Linked DNA regions of Homo sapiens: region 2 is linked to region 1. The links are chromatin loops, found by intact Hi-C in ENCODE. Cell type or tissue: CD14-positive monocyte. All regions are shown on one strand. Region 1 overlaps REPIN1-AS1 (REPIN1 antisense RNA 1). Region 2 overlaps ZNF862 (zinc finger protein 862).

What was found. Peaks named below come from ENCODE experiments on the same cell type or tissue, not always from the same donor. Only the 100,000 strongest peaks of a DNase experiment are listed, where the experiment ranks them.
Region 2: a loop joins it to region 1, with 8 times the contacts of the local background. A loop is called at or near these places in 2 of 110 quality-filtered maps.

The regions. Positions count from the first base shown.
Region 1 is chr7:150,362,740-150,365,239 of GRCh38, forward strand. It overlaps REPIN1-AS1 (REPIN1 antisense RNA 1), which reads right to left. Exons shown (of 4, transcript NR_183429.1): 4 at 1-1,438. Among named protein-coding and RNA genes, the nearest start is that of REPIN1, 4.8 kb to the right of the region's middle. RefSeq lists a silencer at 1,392-1,441. In CD14-positive monocyte, no CTCF peak of the experiment used is centred here; a DNase peak (open chromatin) is centred at 1,372; H3K27ac peaks cover 1,327 bases.
Region 2 is chr7:149,841,049-149,843,548 of GRCh38, forward strand. The region is part of intron 1 of ZNF862 (zinc finger protein 862); the gene reads left to right. Among named protein-coding and RNA genes, the nearest start is that of ZNF862, 3.9 kb to the left of the region's middle. In CD14-positive monocyte, no CTCF peak of the experiment used is centred here; no DNase peak of the experiment used is centred here.

The sequences.
Region 1 (2,500 bases):
TCAAAGTGGTAGCTTTGAATTCCAGCTTGTATAGCATCTTCAACAAAGAAAAGCCAAGTTTTAGGGAAGCGACAGGACAAAGGAAAAGAACTTTGAGTGTCTAAGGGGAGAACTTGTAGAAAGGTAAGTAACTGGCAGATAAATAGAGTTAGTAAAGCGCCTTCATGTCCATTCCTCTGGTTCCAGCTCCAGGCCCATAAGAGTCTAAAGTTGTCTTCAGTGGTTAACTTTTCCCTGGTCGAGAGAGGGAGCAGACCCCTTTTATCCTTCTAAATCTATATCCTGCATTTAGGCAGTGGAGGGCAGAGAGCTTTCTTCCATTTACTTTTTCACTGCCTTCAAGCTCAACAACCCTTCATCTTTCGGGGCCTCCCCAACTGCGTTCTCTTGGTGCTCTCCAGCTGGGAAGGCTCAAAGGATGGGAAGTGTGTACAGCACGTACCTGTGACTGCTACCAGAGATTTGCCCCTCCTCAGGGTCAGTGAGGGATGTGCTTTCTGCTTCCTCCCCAGACTGCAAACCCCTGGAAATTAGCTGCGTGAGAGTCTTGCATATTTGCCGTAGGGATGCGGCAGGAGGTAACGGAGATGATAGTCAAGGGAAGGTTCATTAGAGCAAATTGATCCTCAGTCTCCTCCAGCTTTCCACAGTCATCCATCCAGAAATTATCAACAAGCGCTTGTTTTTATTTTGTAGTAGGTACCAAACCAAGAGTTATTTCCGTAGTTAAATAAGCGTTAAAAGTCTTCTCAGCACCCTCTCACATTGTGGGAAAACTGCACAGACCACCTCTGCCTGACTCATGATGAGGCCGGGCACCTGGCACAGTGGCAGATGGTGGGCACTGATTAAATATTTGTTGGATGTATGAGCAAGTCCTGTGGGGGGAGCTGGAACTGTATGTCTGCAAGAAGTGGGTGCAGTTTTCCCTCTTCCAGATACAGGGCCACTTCTGAACAATACTTGGGTGTCTTCACAGAGGATTTCTGGAGACACTGTTCCTGTCACCCCCTGGCATGCCAGCCCACTTTGCATCTAATCTGATAATGGGAGCCAGGCACTGTTGGAGGGGAAAATTGATCCTCCCAGGGGCCCTATCAATATTCGCTGTCCAGTGGGCCCCTTCCTGTCCAGCCCTTTCTCCGGCTAGCTTGTCAAAAGCTGAGACCGTCTCCACTGGGCTAGGCCATTGGGCCATTTGGCTGGTTGCTGGGCCATCCTCCAAGACATTTTGAAGGGTGAAGTCTCAAATACCAAGGCCTTAAGCTTCCAGCTGGCATAAAGGCTCAGGAATCCCTTCGCAACTCCTTTGCCACTCATTTTCTTTCTGCAGAGTGAAGGCACAGTCATACTTAGTTTCCTCTGGCGATGCTAAAGAGGAAGTTACAGCAGGTGGTTAACTCCTGACTGGGAGAAGAGACATTTCCTCTAATGGAGGCTGGGGAGAGAGAAAGAAGGTTAGGGCCTTGTTTAATGAAGAACCTTTCTGCTATGAAAGACGGATTACAGACAAGGAGAAGATACTTTGTGAGTCTATGAAGGAATTCTGCTTCGCAGGCTCTTGCAGGAACGTAGGGATCAAGTGGAATTTTAGGAATGGAGAAGCATTAGATGTCCAAACTCACTCGTTAACCCTGGGGGATCCCACGCTTACCCTGTGCCCAGGCCAGCACACATGCAACTTTAGTGGTTAACATTGAGGACACAGGGGCACTGCTTGGGTTCAAATCAGCCACTATCCCGCTGAGTGGCCTTGAGTAAGTTCCTGAACATTTCAGAGTCTCGGTTGTTACATTTGTAAAATAAGGACCAGAAGAGTATTGCATAGGGTTGTTGAGTGGATTAAATGAGATATGTATGTGAGGAGTTTATCACCATGCCTGACACAAAGTAAAGCCTCCCAAAATGTTAACTAATAAATTACTAAGTATTTAGGTAAAAACTGGAGCATCTTCTTATTGTACTGTTGGTAGAAAAATTCATTCTTCCGTAACTACTAAACTTGGCCTATATTCCACAATATGCTATAACCATATTTTCAGAACCCCCAAACTATATGATATGACAAAGACTTTTTTCATATTTGTGAATTTTATTTTATAAAGTATAAAAGTTGGGCTGGGTGCGGTAGCTCACACCTGTAATCCCAGCACTTTGGGAGGCCAAGGTGGGCCGATCACCTGAGGTCAGGAGTTCAGGAGTTCAAGACTAGCCTGGCTAACATGGCAAAACCCCATCTCTACTAAAAATACAAAAATTAGCCAGGTGTAGTGGTGCGTGCCTGTAATCCCAGCTACTAGGGAGGCTGAGGCAGGAGAATCACTTGAACCTGGGAGGCGGAGGTTGCACTGAGCTGATATTGCACCATTGCACTCCAACCTGGGTGACAGAGCTAGACACTGTCTCAAAAAAAAAAAAAAAGTATAAAAGTTAAGTAGTTAATGTACAGATTAGTCAACTTGACTGGGACAGGTAAAATAAGACCTGAATGAATGGAGTG
Region 2 (2,500 bases), 520 kb before region 1:
ACCCTTCCCAAAGATAGTTGTTTTCTAATATGGGAAATGAGAACTTCATACAAGAATGAAATAAAGTAATTACAAAACCAACTGTCAGTGTAAGATGTGTTGCAAATGAGTGACAAGGAATAGCGGTGCTGTTCTACAACTCCACTCCGAACAGCATTCTTATGGCTCAGAACTGGGAGACTACCTCGTGAGATAGTGGTTTGGTCTATTACTAGACTCTTCCTTGGGTGCTGTTTTGTGGTCTTTATTAACTGACAGCCATCTTGGGCCATTGGATTGATATCCCACATTGAATGTAGGACATCTTGCCTGTCATTGACAGAATAATGGATAAGGGTCAGACTTTTCCCCATCATGTTCTATCCCATGATCCTGTTTTATTTTCTTCCTAACCCTTATCACTAAATAAAATTCTCATGTTCATTTATTTATTTACGTATTTGTTGACTTGACTCTTACATCCCCAGCTAGAACAGTGGAGCAGTTCCTGGCATTTAATAGGGTCTCAGGAAGGAATGCTCATAAAATAGCATCACTACAGGAGCCCTTTTGCTGCAAGGTGTGGGTGCTCTGAAGAACACTGCAGCCCGCCACCTCATGTGCCTCCTAGGAGACTGTGCTGTTGGTGCCCCGAAAGAGAAGTCTATATGTGTACTTGTTGCTGTATGTATTTGTTGCCTCAACGTTTCTGTTTCTTGGCCCTCTCTATCTTTCCTGTACAAGTGACTGATACTCCTTTCTCATTTTTTTCTGAACATGGTTCTATTATTGCACTTATATCTTAGTTGTCTGCCACCTCCTGATAGATTTTAATCTCATATCTTTGAATTACCATGCATCAAGCACATAGAAACACTTAAGTAATAAATGTGTGTTGAATGAAAAAATGAATTAAATGCCTATAAAATACTTTCCATATAGCATGGTTGTGGGGGGAAGGGTGGTGTTGATGAAGGAAGTTATAAAATCAAGCAGCATAGATTTCCTTAACACTGGACTCCAGGGGGGATATAAAGCCTTCCTTGCTCAGGAGAAGGATAAATGCTTGGGCCAGGTGGTTAGGAAATCCTTCCTGAAAGAGAACGTGAATCGCGACTTTATGGGTGGGTAGATTCTAAGTTGGTGGGAGGAAGTGTGCAGTCAGGATCTAAAGACTGGGAATGTAGAGAGAGGAAAGGTGCGAGATAGGCTGGGTGATTAAAATGATATGAATCTGGCTGGAGGAGACATTCCAAGCGAGGCAATGCACAGAGCTAAAGTTAGAAAGTGGGTTAGATTCAGACTGAGGGGACTTTGGTGCTAGACTGAGAAGTCAGACAGCTTTACCTTGTAGAGAGTGACTGGGAACCGCTAAAATAGAACATCGAGAGAGATTCTTTGCATTACACATAGGTGAGGAGCTCCTCTTATTCACGCAGATTTGTGTTTTCTTTACATTGCAGTCACCTGGAATCAGAAGGCTCTTGCTATAATATTGCTTAAGAGAGATACCAGGTGTTAGTGTTATCACTCTTGTTAGGAAGACACTATTATCCAAATGGACAGTCCTAGCCATGTTCCTCCTCAGGTGGAGCTAACGTGATGGGCTCCTTGGCCCTTATGCTCACCTGTGCATGCCCGGGAAGGATGGGCATGAAGAGGGATCCTGGCTGTCCTGAATCACAAGTGTTTTAACCTGCCCCAATCTGGACAGGCTGCCCTCCCGTCCTGGGATACAGCAGTCATCCTGAATCTGCCTTCAGCCTAATCTTGGGGTTGTCTTCAATGCTTCCCCACGTTGGCTGTCCCTAGGTTGTATCTCATGGTGACTCCTGTTTGACCACTTTCTTTGAGTGGAGCTTGTCTTCCAATCGGTTTTTGGAAATATTTCATTTTGCTTTGGAAGCCACTCGAGCAAACAGTTATTTAAATGTACACATTTGGCAGTACAATTCCATTTTTGTTTTTAAAACTGTTCATACATATTCATAGACTAAAGACTGGGAGGTTATATACCAAATGTTAACAGATTCTCAGGAAAGAAGGGTAATGAAAAGTAATTATTTTTCAATAAAGGGAATGTAGGTGATCTTAATACATTTTTTTCTGCTTATTTCTATTGTCCAAATTTTCTGCAGTCAACATGAGAAAAATCTATTATAATAGTGACCGGTAAGAATGATTGATATCATTTTCCTCAAGAAATGTCTACTGTTGAGGTTAAAATCGATATTCCACCTATTTTAAATGGCATGCTGTTATTTCCCAATGTTATTTTTCTTTGGAGTGAGAAGTTTGTTTTTTGTTGATAATTTGATTTATTTCTTTTTAAAATTTCTTTAACTAGGTAATGTTTTCATGGCACAAAACTTAAAATGATAAACATTTCTACTTCTTTTTCTGTTGATTTCTTTTATAACACTTTGTTGCGTGGCTGTGGTACCTTAAACCTCTTTGATGGTGTAGCTTGATGATAGTTTTTTTTAAGTTTTTTTCTCCATGCCTTCCCTCCATTTTCTTA